Linked DNA regions of Homo sapiens: region 1 is linked to region 2. A link is a loop called in an ENCODE intact Hi-C map of the cell type or tissue named here. Cell type or tissue: HepG2. All regions are shown on one strand. Links, peaks and the distances in the headings refer to the core of each region. The heading gives the core; the rest is flanking DNA.

Evidence for each region. A loop is a pair of places that touch in the nucleus more often than their neighbours do. Peaks named below come from ENCODE experiments on the same cell type or tissue, not always from the same donor. Only the 100,000 strongest peaks of a DNase experiment are listed, where the experiment ranks them.
Region 1: a loop joins it to region 2, with 6 times the contacts of the local background. A loop is called at or near these places in 20 of 110 quality-filtered maps.

Annotation. Positions count from the first base shown.
Region 1 is chr9:97,382,437-97,390,766 of GRCh38, reverse strand. No RefSeq gene overlaps it. Among named protein-coding and RNA genes, the nearest start is that of MIR1302-8, 23 kb to the right of the region's middle. RefSeq lists enhancers at 1,764-1,913, 1,944-2,143, 2,194-2,758, 4,009-4,514, 4,515-5,021. In HepG2, for the core only: a CTCF peak has its summit at 3,622 (motif pointing left); DNase peaks (open chromatin) are centred at 2,721, 3,596, 4,235 and 5,670; H3K4me3 peaks cover 1,308 bases.
Region 2 is chr9:97,610,718-97,619,047 of GRCh38, reverse strand. TSTD2 (thiosulfate sulfurtransferase like domain containing 2) reads left to right here. Exons shown (of 10, transcript NM_139246.5): 4 at 1,171-1,291; 5 at 7,349-7,474. Among named protein-coding and RNA genes, the nearest start is that of TSTD2, 18 kb to the left of the region's middle. In HepG2, for the core only: a CTCF peak has its summit at 3,366 (motif pointing right); a DNase peak (open chromatin) is centred at 3,367.

The DNA.
Region 1 (8,330 bases), core at 193-8,192, 230 kb after region 2:
GGGAATGGCCTCCTTGTCAGCTCTCAGGTGTGTGGTCTGTGGTCTAAGCCCCCACACAGTCCCTAGGCCTTCCTGTCAGGGGCATGCTGGCCTTGAACATGTGTCTCAGAGATGGGATGCTCACTTCCTACTGGGCTCCTTCCCTGTGAGTGTTGCTCACTAGGTCCCAGGTGTGCCCCTACTCCCTGTCACAGCTCCCCGGGGCTTCTGTCTCCTCCAGGAGGGGAGATGTCAGTGGAGGAGCTGGAGTGGAGCAGGGGGGATTCCAGCTCCCCACCTCCTGGCTCATTCTCCCTCCTCCCCAGGAGTGCTGAGTCCTCAAGAACTTCTCCTCACTCCACACCATCCTCTCTGCTCTGCAGAGTACCTCAATTCACATGGAGAGAAGTTTCCAGGTGAGAAGGCCTCTCTCTATAGGAGCACCAGGGTGGATCAGGGACATCCACGGGGCTGGGCTGGGCATTGCCTCTCAGTGAGCCTAGGAGGCACTGGGAGGCTGTGAACCCTTGAGGTAGGGACTGGGAACCTGGGTGGGGTCTCTGAGCCTCCCTGGGATCTTAGGCCAGCAGTTCTGCTTCAAATTAGGTTACCTTTCCTTACCTGTCAGATATAGGCTGGGGCCAAATCGGAGACTATCAAGAGCTTACCTCACAGCAACAAATTTCTCTGATGATTGAAATCAAAACTGGTCAAAACAGACCTGCTCAGCTGAAATGGGAGTGGGGGCCCAGTGGACCAACCTGAGACTCCCCTCCCCTCCCCAGTCTCATGGGGCCCTTAGACTCAGAGGAACCTGTTGGAACCTCTCATCTAGGGTGTTTGGGTCTGTGACTTCTTAAGTAAATGGGATTTGCACTCATACCCCTCCCCGTGATTCCCAAATTTCTCCTTCCTTCTTTCCCCTCTGCACAGGAACAGTCCCAGAAATTTCCAAGGTGTGTAAGATAGTGCACTGTGCAGGGTTCTGCTCACCATGGCAAAGTGGAGGAGGAGATGGGGGCAAGCCTTTGGGAGGGAGGGAACTGAGAGGGTGGAAGGACTGGACAGGGTGTGGTTTTTCAGTTTCTTATTGAGAGTTTCTTTGAAAATCTTCAGTCTCCATCTTTTCTGGATTCATAGCATCTTTTCTGGATTCATAGCAGAGGGACCCCTCTGGTCCATGGGCAGGCGGGGTGGGGGTGGGGGGCACTTCAGAGAGCAGGAGGTCCCAGCAATGGGTCATAGTGGTGGCTGTGCTGTGCTGAGCCAGGAGGGCTTGATGAGGTGGCAGATTGAGCAGGTCCCTGGCTTGGGTCCCTGGCTGGCCCATCGCACTGGCTGGTAGCCCCCTCCAGGCTGTTGGCAGATGGGGAAGGTAGAGGGTCCTCAGGAAGCTGGCCTCCAGCTGCTCTTCTGTCTGGACTGCAGCTCCAAGGGGAGGGGGCTCCCTGCCTGCACCAGGGATGGGCACTGCCGAGGAATCCCATAGGCCAGGTAGTCAAAAAGGCTGCCCAGCCATGGGTCCAAATGGCTAGAGTAGAGGACAGGTATGTGCACTCTGCAACTGCCCTCTCTGGCACCATAGCAGGCACTGCTGATCAGTCACAGATTCCGGCCCTGATGCCTCATTTGCAATGACACATATCCCAGATGGTTTATGAGGAGTATATGGGGACTAATGGATCCCCGGTGGCTACTTCCTGAGAGGATTTCACAAGCATCCACACAAAAGAGGAAGCAAAGTGGCCTCACCCATCACCCTGGGCACCCCTAGCCTGTCAATTAGAGATAGCACCTCGGAGTCCCCCTTCCTGAGTGGAGGAAGAAAGTGTTCTGTGCAGGGGAACTTCCTGGGGGTTTCCCTGGGGAGGTGGAGCCTTTGCATGGCCTCAGCCCAGCCTTTGGGGCAGAGAATCCTGTGGCTGAGGCAGGCAGGAGCCACTCATTTGGGCCTCCTGGGACTACCCTGTCTTCTCCCACCACGGCTGGGCCTGGCTGGGGGCCTGGACACACATCGAGAGCCCAGAGGATGGGACCCTGGTCAGCAGTGGTGCTGAGGGGCATGGTGAAGGCAGCTGGGATGGGGCCTCCAGCTAGGAGGAGGAAGCTGGCCTCTCCTATGGGGCCCTGGGCAAGTCACTCTCCTCTTTGGCCTCTGTTTTCTCATCTGAAAAGTGGAGGGATGATGGCCCTGTGGTGCAGGACTCACATGGTGACAATGGAGAGGAATGTGGAGGGCTTTGTGCCTGGCTCTGCCCTGGGGGAGGGGTGTGATGGCAGGAACAATGCTGTGAGTGCTAGGAACCAGGTGCTCAGGAGAGCCTGTGAGGCAGGTGGAGTTCCTGCCGCACTTTCCCAGAGGAGGAAACACACAGGTTCAGGGAGGCCAAGGGAGTGAAGCTGGAATCAAAGCGCCCCAGAAGTGGTGGCAGTAGTACTAGTACCAGCTGATCTGGCCAGGTGTCCAGGGCCCCAGGGTCAGGGGGCTGGGAGAATAAAGGGGTGAAGAGGATATCCTCACTGACCTTGCCCTCGACCCTGGCAGGAGGGGACCTTCAGGGTGGCCACCCTGGAGATGGAGCCCCAGAGAGCCCAGAAGAGGCAGCAGCTGCAGGTGGGGTGGGAGAAACTCCTGGGAGTCAGAGGGCAGGACTCCTCCCTCCCAGCGTAGGCCTCACATCAAGAGAGGAGGGGGCCTTGCTTCTCCAGCAGTGCCTGAAATGCCTCCAACAGAAGTGGCCAGAGCAAGGGTCAGGGAGAGCTGGGCTGGCGCAGAGGGTGGAGATGGTGGGTTGGAGAGGAGCAGGGAGAACCAGGGCTGGCCCCTCACAACCTTTGTGATTGCCAAAGCCGGCTGTAGGAGTGGCTACAGCGAGTTTGCTAGACGCAGAGAGGTGTGGGGACGGGTTTTGGGTGGGGGCAAATCTTGGCTGCTCCACGTGGGAGGCCTGGGTGGGTCCGGGAGGCTGAGTGTGAGGGATTTGATTAGGTAATTAGGGAGCTGCAGCTGCCCCAGGTGGCTGCAGATTGTTTGATCTGATCAACCCGAGGGCGGTACCGGAGAGCCAGTGCTCATCAACACCCCACCCCATGGGCACAGGGTCCGACCCCTCCTTGGCCCATTCCATCTGACCTGGTGATGCTGGGCACTGCGATGAAGGATTATCCAGATGCGATTGAGGCTGGGGAGGGGCAGGGCGGGGCCAGGGTCCTGAGCTTGGGAGGAGAGAGCCCCTCACCGAGTCTTGAGCTCTCGGCAAACCTCCTCTTAGGCGGTCCTCACACTTCCCCTGTGAGCCGGGCGTCGCGCCCACCGTATTGATGAGGGGAACGGAGGCTCCACGGAGCCGCCAGACCCCGTTCCCCGTGTAGTGAAGCGGCCCAGCTGCCTCGCTGCCCAGCTGCAGGAGATTGTAGCTGCGCTGGAGTCAGACGCTCCCTCGGGCGCTGTCCATGGTGGCAGGAGAGTGAAGTTAGAGAGCACGGGAGTAGGTGAACAATCCCTTCCAGCTCGATGCCTCGGTTTCCCTGTCTGTCATCAGAGAGGGCTGGGCTCTAAAGTCCCTGAGCCTCCGCTGCCGTGACCGCCTCCTCTGGAGCCTAGTCTGACCCAGGTTCAAGTCCCATTTTGTATGCACGCCCTGCCCCCTGGTGGACCCTGTTGGTACTGCAACGTGAGAGGAATGTGGTCGGGAGGTGGTCAGGGGCCAGGGACTTTTTGATGGGCTTTGGCTGTGTGACTTCCAGGCAAATCTGATCAACTTCCAGGAAAGGAGTTAGGTAAGCAGCTGTGGCATTCACTGCGGGAGGCTGGGGGCGTGGAAGTCGGAGACTCCCCGCCTGCCAGACACTCCCTGGACCCATCCCCTACATCTTAGACTCATTGGGAGGGCTTGATACAGAGCAGAGGAGGAACCATCCCACTGGAGGGTGGGGGTAGGCGCTGGAATCAAGGACAACTTCCTGGAGGAGGGACTGTTTGAACCCAACTCTGAGAACAAGTAGGGACTGGATGGGATTGGAGTGGAGGTGGGAGCCTCTTAAAAGCAAAGACCTAGAGAGGCCAAGACCCTTAGCCCCACTCCACACCCCCACCAGGGCTCCTCCAGCACCCCCCACCGGGCCCTGTCACCCTGCTGTTCTTCCCTCTGGCACCAGGAATGCACAGTAATTAGGGAGCTGCAGCTGCCTCAGGTGGCTGCAGATAATTTCCACCTGAGGACTTTGGAACCTGGTTCCAGACCATGGAGCAGCTCAGTGAGGATGAGAGATCAGGCTGGGGAAGGACTTGGGTGAGGGCAGGGGTCGACTCTCTCTGGTGGCCAGTAGCAGGAAGCCTGAAGCTATGGCTCCTGGTCAGAGTCATCCTCTAGTATGTGGTGACAGCTGGGCCATCCAGACTGCAGGTGCTGGGCAGGCATTGGGAGGGAGAGCTGAGGTGTGGCTCCAGGTAGTCTCAGGGCTGCCACCCTGTCCTGTAGCTATAAGCAGTCCTGCCAGTCAGAACCACCACCTGAGTCAGCCAGCAACGGCCTCAATGCCAAGGAGAAAAGGCCACAGTCAAGCTCAGGTGCCTGTGAGTGACCTGGTGTACTGGGCGGACTGTCCCAGGGCTCAGTGCAGCTTTGGGCTAAGTGTGGGTTTGGAGTGTCGGACAGCTGGCACTGGGCTCCCGGCTCCATCACTGAACAGCCCTGTGGCTGGGGCAGGGCACCTCACCTCTCAGGGCCTCGCTTTCCTCCTCTATGAAATGGGCTGATGCTAAATGATCACTCTCGGGACCGGGACACCAAGCACGCAGCACAGTGCCCGGAGCACAGAGTGAGAGTGGGTGGCAGGGTAGTCTGAGACCCTGGGGTAGTCCCCTCCAGGTCATCCTGCCCTCCCATCCAGCCACCAGGCCCCCAGAGCAGAGCCCTGGACCAGTGGCTGGACAGACACGAGGCACGCTCAACTGTGACCCCTACGTACGCAGCAGGGCACAGCTGGGCCCCCCAGGGACCCTGGGCCGGCTCCTCCAGCCCAGATGAGAAGGACAGCAAGGTGAGTCTTTTTCTGGGATCCCTTGAAGCCCAGGAGAACATGAGACACTCCTGTCCCCGCTCCCTAAGAGCTCTCCCCCAGCCCTGGCTGCTTTGAAGAGGGGCAAAATTTATTTACTATAAAAATGGATACAATAGAGATGAATACTGTATTAAAATCCTGTTTCTGTTACAGCCTAGGAGCTGTGGTTTTGTTCTTTCACTTCCTGTGTTAATTGGAGATACAGGCTCTCATATCCCTCCTAGAGATGAGGCATCTTGCAGGGGTGCCTGTGTGTTGACTGCAGGAGAAGGGAGATGGGAGAAAAGTAGGACTTCCTCAGGGCCCATGTTCACTTCTGTATCGTCAGCTTGGGCAAGAAGCAGAGACAGCCCCTCAGAACTCCCAGGTTAGCAGCTGAAGGGGCTTTCACACGGCATAGCAGCACCCTTGGGAATCTGGGTGTCTTTAAAAATACCCTTCCAGGGACCATTTCCTGACCCAAGACAGTGGCTACCTTTCTACTGCTTTGGAGGAAGAGGGAACATGTTGATTTGCTTACTGAGGTTTCCTTTGATCAACTATTAGGGACTTGTAGTTTTCTTGTTCAAACACTGGAATTGCATCAGTACTAAGTGTGTATGTGTGTATGTGTTGGGGCGGGGGGAGTGTAAAAAGATCCAAATGTGTAATGTGGAAAGGATAAGGCCAAAGGAGGATTATTTGCAAATGGACTTAGGGCAGGCTGGACATTGCATCTTCAGTTCACTTCCAGGAGAGCCGTGAGTGACCCTTGACCTTAGATTTGACTCCTCCTGGGATTCTGTCTTTGACCTTAGCACTTCTTTTCTTGCTGGTTTCTTATCCAGGGGGAAAGATTTTGCAATGCAATTTTTAAGGCTGCAGCTGGGCCTCATTGCATAAACATTGCTACTACCTAAGATCTAGGATTTCCAGCATCCCTGCAATTCCTGGTATAATTCCTTTCAAGGCGGAAATTCCCTAGAAGACTCCCAGCCTCTCTGTCAGGCACATCCTGGCCATTCCTTCCTGGCTGGAGCCTGATGAACCACAGGTGAGCTCTGGTTTGCCAGGATAAGGGTACTTATTCCTTGTCAACGACAGACCCCACACTCCCATACTGGCCAAGGTGAAGTCTGGGGTCCTGTGTTCCTGAGGTCCAAGGTCTTGGGGGTCCCCTGTTTACACACTCAGTTGTGTTGTTACTGACTTGTCCTAAGGGCAAGCTGGCCCGAGTCCTTAGAGCTTACAGCCCCCTGGATGGCTTTATCCTCTGTCCAGTCTTGTACTGTGGTTATTTCATGGGGCAAAGTGGGCAGGAGTGGGGGGGACTGTGAACTTTTCCCGTGGGGAGAGTTGAAGGTGAGGCATTAGGGGGGCAGTGAGTGGGAGGCATGGGAGGGCCCAGCAATTAGGCAAGAAAATAAAATGAAAGGCATTCAATATGTAAGATATAGGGAAAAAGTGGTTTTTCCCTCTACTCACACACCACTCAATACAATACGTCTGATAACGGATGTGTGAAGGTCATTTCCCCATACATCAAGCAATTCTGCAGTGTATTAGGCAGTGAATTAGGCATCCTCTAATTCAATTCCATTCTGATACTATCTACCTGGAGACAGGCTGAGTGCCCAGTCCCACAAGACTGCCCTCCACTTCAGATGCCCGTAGCAAGTAGTAGGCTGTCACCTGGTTAATACATTCTTTAGAAACTGGCTGTAAATCAGGGTTCCTGTAACTTCCTTCTTGGGCTTGATTAATTTGCTAGAGCAGCTCACAGAACTCAGGTAAACACTTTACTTACATTTAGTTGTTTGTTTATTTACTTATTGAGACGGAGTCTCATTCTGTCGCCAGGCTGGAGTGCAGTGGCGCTCTCAGCTCACTGCAACCTCTGCCTCCCGGGTTCAAGTGATTCTCCTGCCTCAGCCTCCTGAGTATCTGGGACTACAGATGCATGCCACCGTGCCCAGCTAATTTTTGCATTTTTAGTACAGATGGGGTTTCACCATGTTGGCCAGGATGGTCTCGATTTCTTGACCTTGTGATCCGCCCGCCTCAGCCTCCCAAAGGGCTGGGATTACAGATGTGAGCCACTGCACCTGGCCTACTTGTTTATTAATAAAGGATGCAGATAAACAGCCAGATGGAGGCAATACATAGGGCAGGGAATGGAAGAAGGGGCACGGAGCTTCCATGACCTTTCTGGGCGTGCCTCCCTCCAGGAATCTCCATGTGGCCAGCTATCTGGAAGCTCCCAGAATCCTGTCCTTTTGGGGTTTTATGCCTCCAAACTGATGATCCACAGGCATGCAGGGATACAGCCATACCAACTAAAATACTGAAATGCTTCCAATCAGGGTGGTAAACAGGCACTGCCCTGCACTCACCCCAAGTGCTTCCCCTCTGCTTCTCTGACTCTGTTCATTCCCCTCCCTGTTGTTTAGATTGGTCATTTCTGTTGTTCTTTTTGTTCATAGATTCTTTCTCCTCACTTTTGAAACCTGTTGAGCCTACACATTGAGTTTTTAAATTTTGGTTATTATATTTTTCAGTTGAAGCTTCCACTTGGATTTCTTTCTTCTATTTTTTTGTTACGATTTTCTAATTTTTCATTTGTTTCAAGTGTGTTTATAATTGCTTATTAAAACATTATTATTATGGCTATTTCAAACCACTGTCAGATAATTCCAACATCTGGCATCTTGGTATTCACACATACTGATTGTCTGTTCTCATCCAAGTTGAGATCTTCCTGATTCTTGGTGCGATTTTCTGGTGTGTTCTGCATAACTTCCTTGACTGTAGAGCCCTTGGTGGAGGGGGTCTGCAGACTTGAGGAAGGCCTTCTAAACCTAGTGCCAGGGGCTTCACTTTCCTTACCTAAAAAACAAGCTTCTCACTGGAGCAAGAGCCAGCATTCTCCAGGGTGCCAAGAGGGGGTCTCTTGTAAAGCTCAATGTAGACCCAGACATTTGTCTTGGCCCTGTTGGGCCTTGGCACCTTGGCAGCAACAGGGTACAGTTTAAGAGGATGAACTTGAAGTCTTAGTCCAGTTTCTAGGAGCCTCTTATAAAAAGAAAATTAAGTTTCAGGATCTTCCAAATTTATTATGCCAAAGGGAAAAGTCCTGGAAGCTGACTCACATAATATGACTGTTTTTCTTCTTTGGTGCATGACCTTTACTTTCTGACCTTTGCATTGAGATGTTATACATTAACCAGACTCTCTGCTCTTTATTCAAACCTAGACTAAAAGAGGTGCAGACAGAGACCCTTGGGACTGTTGCCTTTTTACAATAGAGT
Region 2 (8,330 bases), core at 123-8,122:
CCTTCCATTTCATATGGCCCCACACTTCAGGGAATTTACTTACTAGTTAGAAAAACAACGAAAAAGACACATGAGGCAATTAGCAGATGATAACGGGTTACATAATTATCAGTTGAATTGTATGTTACAGAGACTAACTTGTTATAGGAGCTTAGAGAAAGGAAAATAGGATCTAAAATAGACAAGAAGGTTTCATGGAGGAGCATGGAAAGCATGGAAGAGACTAGGCCCTGAAATATGATGAGGCTGTTGAGGAGGGACTCAGACTCCAGAGCTGGATAGGACCTTAATTGTCGTGTACTGTAGCATTCCCTAAAATATGTTCTGTGGAACACTAGTTCTAGAGGATGCTAACAAGGTATTGAAAAAAGGGGTATTAAAGACAAATTTGGGAAGCACTCAGTCAAAATGTTGTTACTGCAAGACTTCTCAGAGCCTTTAAGAGGCTTTGGCTGTGATTCTTAAGGAGGGAGATGCTGTCTGCAGGGTTTCCAAACATAATTTTATAGAACAGCTTCATAACATACTTTGGAAAATATAGTTTATTTCCATTCTCTGATTTTACAGATGAGGAAACCAAGGCCCAGAAGTGATGAAAGACCTGCCTAGCTAGTTAGTGTAAGACAGCCCAGTGCAGTAGAAAGAGTATAGATCTGGTATCAGAAGACTGGCGTTTAGGTCCTTACTATCACTTTCTGGCTGTCTGACTTGGGAGGAATTGGCCTCAATTTATTCAGCTGTTAAATGGGGATAATAATAACCTGCATCATAGAAAGAGGGTTATAAGAATAAATGGAAGTGAAACTTTTTTGTATGATGATTCATACAGATACTGCTTTATGTGAGAGGATAGGCCAGAATGGAACCAAATTTCTAACTTTTCTATGAATTGGAGTTACTAATACCTGTCTCTTGGATGTGACCATTAAATGAGGGATCAAAGTAAACTCACTTTTTGTAAAGTAAGTTCAGTGCAGATACTGTCTTCTGTAGAGCAAATATAAAAAGAAGTTGCTTCTCATTTCAGGAGGAGAACAATCATCACAGCAAAGACAGGCATGAGTGTCCTCATCTTAGCCTTCCCTCAGACTGCCTGGGTGTATTTTATGAATTGTGACTTCTTTATGCCAGCGACTCAAATGCTCTTTGCCTTGGATTTTCATTTTATAGTGGCCAGGGCAGTGAAGAAGGGGAGGTGCTCCTTTATTACTGCTACCATGACCTGGAGGATCCCCAATGGATCTGTGCCTGGCAGACAGCTCTGTGTCAGCACCTGCACCTCACAGGCAAGGTAACACCTTCTCCTATATTCCTTCCTTCACTGGGTCCATCTTGCCTGCCAACCTTGGATTGCAAATGCTGTGCTCATTATAAAAAAGATTCACTGTTGAGTTCTTAAAAGTTAGGGAAATTCTGCTGAGCATTTAAGTAGAATATTAGGCAGCCATTAACATGGTATTTTATAAGAATATTTACTGGCATAAACCAGGAGTCAGCAAACTTTTTCTTGAAGAACCAGATAGTAGATAATTTTAGGTGTTGCACAAAAAACTATTCAGTTTTGTTATAGCATGAGAGCAACTATAGATAATAATGTAAAAGAATTGGATGGCTGTGTTTGAATAAAACTATATGCAAAAGCAAGGATAATATGCCGACCCTGGTATAGGGAAATGTTTGTGATATATTAATTGGAAAAACATTTTATAGAACATAGAGGTGTGATTCCAAGTTGCTTCTTAATTTTCTGGAACCTGCCAGGGTCATTTACCAGCTCAGGGTATTGACATTTGCTGTTTCCTTCCTCTCTAGAGTGCTCTTCCCTGCACCTTCACATGGCGCATACCCCACTTCAGATCTCGGCTCACATATTGTCTCCTTAGAGCTGCAGTCTGAAGTAGTCCTCTCCAGATCTCATCACATTCTATCCCTTTCTGCTTTTCAAAGGATTTATTACTATCTGAAAGTATAATCTTCATTTATAAGCTTCATGAGGACAGTAACTTTGGTCTTAATTGATGTATTCTCAGTGCTGGAACAGAGCTTAGCATGTAGTAGACCCTCAGTAGATATTTGGAGAATATAGAATGAAGGAATGAATGCATGTTCATGACAAAACCAGAAGTGCATGTATAAACATGGAAGGTTGTGTATACCAAAATGTTAGTAAGGATTATCTAGGCATGTAGGATTATCGATGGTTTTTATTTTCCTAAAATATTCTCTGATTACATTATACACATGCATATGTCTATGTATTTTATATGATTTTCAAAATTTAAATCGAAAGGAAGTGAACTAGTTTCCCCCAAAACCCCCTCTGGTTATGACACTGTGCTGCCTTGTTTCATCTTTCCCAACATATGACCCAGGTCTGAATTGATCAGTGATATTTTTCACATCCATGTTTTCCAACAGATAATGACTTCATTTACCTCATTCAGTTCATCACCAAGGCCTGCCATTTCCACCTCTTCAAATATTCCTTAATTCCGTTCCCTTCTCTCTTCCACACTCACCACTTTAGACCAAACCACCACCCTCTCTTACCCAGTCCATTCAGTAGCTTTCAAATTACTCTTCAGCTTGCCATCCCTGCCTGCCACTTAATCCATTCTCCACACAGCCATAATGATCCTAAAAGGTGAATCAAATCACATCACTCCCTCCTCAAACTCTTTCAGTGGCTGCCACTTCTGGTGCATATGGAGGAAATCCAGTGCCTTAAAAATGCCCTTAGGTTCCTGCGTGAGTTGGCCCCTTCTTACCTTTTCCTCTCGTCTGATACTGTTCTTTGCTCATTATACTCCAGCAACATGGTCTTTCAGTTTTTTGGAACCCACCGAGTTCTTTTCTCTCCTTGGGCCTTCTTACAAGCAAACTATCTTCAAGGAACTCTCCTACACCCACTCTGCTGCTCCAGTCTGATTTTTACTCAAGCTTAGTTTTCAATTTTCATGACACTTCCTCAAAGAGACCTTTCCTGTCAATCTAAATTCATTTTTCCCAGTGCACTCTCTCATGGCATCTTGTAATTGTTTTTCATAACATTTGTCCATTTGTAACTTTTATTTTAATATCTGTGACCTCCCATAGTCTGTAAGCTCCTAAAGGGGAAAAGCTATATTTTTTTCAAGCACTGTATCCCTAATTCCTAGCACAATTCCTGGTGTAAATAAATAAATAATATTTAATACTTTCATCACCATTCCTATTCAGAAAACTTCCACACCCTGAAAGATGGATACTCTCACAGTAAACCTGAATGTACAAGGTTTGAAAACAGCCTCTTGGTTTAGAGGCAGATCATTTTTCTTGGCCCAACCCAAGTGCTAAATTAGCAATGAGGGATCTTACCCACAAGGTGGCAGCACTTGCCTAGATCTTGGATATAAATTCCTAGGTGTCAAGGATACATGCCCAGTTTAATGAGAGTTTTGTGTTTGGAGATTTGGCAAAATATCAGTGCCTAAGTAGGGAAAGAGAAGAACCTGACAGTTGTAGAATTATGGGAAAAAAGCCTCTACTCTATTGCTGTGTATTCTTTATTGCCTCAAAAAATTTGAGGGGATACATTGAAGGCTTTGGAAAGGAAAAGTTATAAGATTGGGAGCTAGTAAGATCTGGTTTTGAATCCCAGATTTACCAGCTATCAGCTATACCACTGGGCAAGTTACTTGATTTCTCTGAGCTTTTGTTTCCTTTTCTGTAAAACGGGGATTATGATATCTGCCTTTCAGGATTATAATGTAATGCTTCTGTCTCATAGCAAGTGCTGAATAAATGCTAATGATTGTTCTTCTCAGTTTCTTACAAGGCCTTCCTCACTAAGGAGCTTTGAAGGATTTCTGTTAGAGAATCCTGGGGGTTCAAAGTCTAGTGCACGAGTTTAGAGCATGCTCTGCCCTAGCTATATAGGGAGCAGATGTGCTTGTCTTCTCTTTGGGTTCTGAGATTAAAATAAATTAGAAAAGAATCTACTAGCCTACCCCAAGAGAGGTACTTAGACATACATACTTCATCCTACCTGCTGTAGTCAGAAACTCTTTTGGAGTGGGTTTTCTGACTCTTACACTGATTGGGCTCTATTTTTCTATGTAGTCCACTATAAGTTGGTAGTGGGGACAGTAGCCTGTGTAGCAGAGATGTCACAGGCTTCCTGCTTCCCTCTCCCATGCCCAGAACTGGCTTCACTAGACTGCAGCACTGTTTCTCAAGGAGTCTGGATGTGACCCGGAATCTTTGTCATGGAACTCTGGAAAACATTTTACAGTACTATACGTAGAGGTGTGATTCCAAGCTTCTTAATTTTCTAGAACCTGCCAGGGTCATTTACCAGCTCAGGGTATTGACATTTGCTGTTTCCTTCCTCTCTAGAGTGCTCTTCCCTGCACCTTCACATGGCGCATACCCCACTTCAGATCTCGGCTCACATATTGTCTCCTTAGAGCTGCAGTCTGAAGTAGTCCTCTCCAGATCTTGTCACGTTCTATCCCTTTCTGCTTTTCAAAGAATTTATTACTATCTGAAAGTATAATCTTCATTTATAAGCTTCATGAGGACAGGAATTTTGGTCTTAATTGATGTATTCTCAGTGCTGGAACAGAGCTTAGCATGTAGTAGACCCTCAGTAGATATTTGGAGAATATAGAATGCATGTTCATGACAAAACCAGAAGTGCATGTATAAACATGGAAGGTTGTGTATACCAAAATGTTAGTAAGGATTATCTAGGCATGTAGGGTTATCGATGGTTTTTATTTTCCTAAAATATTCTCTGATCATATTACACACATGCATATGTTTGTGTCTTTTATGTTCTTTCAAAGTTTAAAATTATATACCACTTCCAATGAGTTGGCATTGGCTTGTGCCATGAATCTTGTTTTATATCCATACCCTAAAGAGTTGATCAGGTAGGGCTGGGTGCGATGGTTCATGCCTGTAATCCCAGCACTTTGGAAGGCCGAGGCAGGCAGGTCACAAGGTCAGGAGATTGAGACCATCCTGGCTAACACGGTGAAACCCCGTCTCTACTAAAAATATGAAAAATTAGCCGGGCGTGGTGGCGGGCACCTGTAGTCCCAGCTACTTGGGAGGCCGAGGCAGGAGAATGGTGTGAACCTGGGAGGCGGAGCTTGCAGTGAGCCGAGATTGCACCACTGCACTGCAGTCTGGGCGACACAGCGAGACTCTGTCTCAAAAAAAAAAAAAAAAAAAGAATTGATCAAGTGAGGCATCAACTGATGTGTCTTCTCTGGACCCTAAAAAAGGACAGCCATTAAAAATTTTCAAATTATGAAGTACTGGTATATATCAGTGTTATATGACTAGAACAATATAGGACCTTGAATTAAATCATCTCTTTTTCCAGACAGTGCCATGATGCCACATGTGCTGCCCTTGCTAGCACTTTTCTTTAGAGAGCTCAGTTCCCTTTAAAGATGATCCATCTTTAAACTCATCCACAGGATTTTGTAGTACGAAAACAACCAACTCTGCAGGGCCCCCAGAACACTGCCTCTTAAGGCTGGGGCTTTACCCCAGGCTCTAATGTCCCCTAACCAGGGGAGCATTTCAAAGAGAATATGGGACTTGAGATGCCAAAGAGCCCCAGATATGGATGCATATTCATTTATTCAACAAATCGTATTGAGTGCCTACTATGTGGCAGGCACTGTTCTAGGGGATATGCTGGTGAGCAAAACAGACACACACCCATGTGGAACTTGTATTCCAGTGGATGGTTTGCAGTGGTAGGCTGTCCTCCAAACACCATGCAGAGATACATGCTCATGTATACCCTCAGCCCTCAGATGTACTCTGTGCTTTAGGATTTTGGTAGTATCTCCTCAGCAGTTCTTTTCATTTCTGGTGCTCTTTAGTTCCCTTTTTATTCATATAAAGAAATTAAGATTCAGAGAAGTCAATTAACTTTCTCACAGCTACATGCAAGTGAGTGGCAGAGCTTAATCTTGAGCCTAGATCTGCTGACCTCTGTGGAGGACTCTGTTAAGCTACCTGGATTTAGATTAAGCTCAGAATTCACTTCTTTGGCTGTTGGACTATTGTAGCTCCATAGCAAATGGGGCTTTCCAGGAGTTTTATTCACATTCTTTTGTTCAGCATGCATGAAACAGAATACCTCATCTGAACTGAAGGCTATGCCATTTTAGAAAAATACAAGTATCCAGCTGGGCACGGTGGCTTGTGCCTGTAATCCCAGCACTTTGGGAGGCCAAGGCGGGTAGATCACTTGAGGCCAGGAGTTGGAGACCAGCCTGGCCAACATGGCGAAACCCCGTCTCTACTAAAAATACGAACATTAGCTGGGCTTGGTGGCGCATGCCTGTAATCCCAGCTACTCAGGAGGCTGAGGTAGGAGAATCGCTTGAACCCAGGAGGTGGAGGCTGCAGTGAGCCGAGATTGTGCTATTGCACTCCAGCCTGGGCAACAGAGCAAGACTCTGTCTTAAAAAACAAACAGGTATCCATCTCACACCTGTCAGAATGGCTGTTATTAAAAAGTCAAAAAATAACAGATGCTGGTGAGGTTGTAGAGAAAAAGGAATACTTATACACTATAGGTGGGAGTGTAAATTAGCTCAACCGTTGTGGAAGACAATGTGGTAATTCCTCAAAGACCTAAAGACAGAACTATCATTCGACCCAGCAATCCCATTACTGGGTATGTACCCAAAAGAATATAAATTGTTCTGTTATAAAGACACATGTATGCATATGTTCATTGCAGCACTGTTCACAGTAGCAAAGACATGGAATCAACCTAATGCCCATCAGTGATAAACTGGATAAAGAAAATGTGGGAATACTATGCAGCTATAAAAAAGAACAAGATCATGTCTTTTGCAGGGACATGGATGGAGCTGGGAGCCATTATCCTTAGCAAACTAACGCAGGAAGAGAAAACCAAATACTACATATTTTCACTTATAAGTGGGAGCTAAATTATGAGAACGTGGACACATAGAGGGGAACAACAGACACTGGGGCCTTTTGGAGGGTGGAGGGTGGAAGGAGGGAGAGGATCAGGAGCATAACTAAGGGGTACTAAGCTTAATACCTGGGTGGTGAAATAATCTGCACAATAAACCCCCATGACACAGTTTTACCTGCAGAGCAAACCTGCACTTGTATCCCTGGACTTAAAAGTTTAAAATAAAAAAGAAAAACACAGATATCTTTGTCCAGTAACACTTTGGTGTCCTCATCAGCGTCTCTGCTTTTCCTGTTAAACTCATTGACACACATGAGCCTATTGTTCTTCCCTGGAAAGATAACCAAGCTAAGAACAATCTGTTCTCTTTTTCACCGTCTTGTGTCTCAGATTCGAATTGCTGCAGAAGGAATCAATGGGACAGTTGGTGGAAGCAAATTGGCTACCAGACTTTATGTGGAAGTCATGCTTTCCTTCCCATTGTTTAAGGATGACCTGTGTAAAGATGATTTTAAGGTAAGAGAAAATGAAAATTAAATGGATCTAGAGCCATCTGCTTCTGCCTCTGTGCATGTTATTGAAGAGGAGTTCAAAGTAGAGAAATAAGCAGTGCCAAATAAATACCCTTTCCCCTTTATTTTTTGGGGCTTGGGGAGTTTTTTTGTTTTGTTTTTTGACAGGGTCTTGCTCTGTCACCCAGGCTGGAGTGCAGTGGCGTGATCATGGCTCACTGCAGCCTCAACCTCCCTGGGCTCAGGTGATCCTCCCAGGTAGCTAGGACCATAGGCGTGCATCACCATGTCTGGCTAATTTTTTTGTAGAGACGGGGTCTCACTATGTTGCCCAGGCTGGTATGGAACTCTTGGGTTCAAGCAGTCCTCCCACGTCAGCCTCCTATAGTGCTGAGATATGGACGTGAGATACCGCACCTGCCCCCTTTCCCCTTTAAATGTGCTTTTCTCTTTAGGTTACGAGACAGTACAATAGAAGGAGTATGCTCGTCCCCATTCTTTCACTGAGTCACCATATGATTTTGGACCAGCTAGTGCTCTAGACCTCAGTATCCCTTCTTATAAAATAAGAATGTTACAGCTCATGCAATCTGGGACTCCAAATCTTGGACATATTAGCTCACTTGAGAGACCACCAGCCTGGTCAGCAGATCACTGTGTTTTTAGTAAATCTGGAATTGTAAGATTAACACTTCATACCACATGGGGGAATAAAGTTGTTGCTCTCACAGGTGGGCTGCTTTGTTTGAGTGACTTTATACCTTGTCATAATAAGTGATAAGGTGATGGGAAATGCCTTGCTAGCGTTCATGCTGGCAATGATAGGAAAAGAATGAAAACCGGGTATAGTCACATGTTAG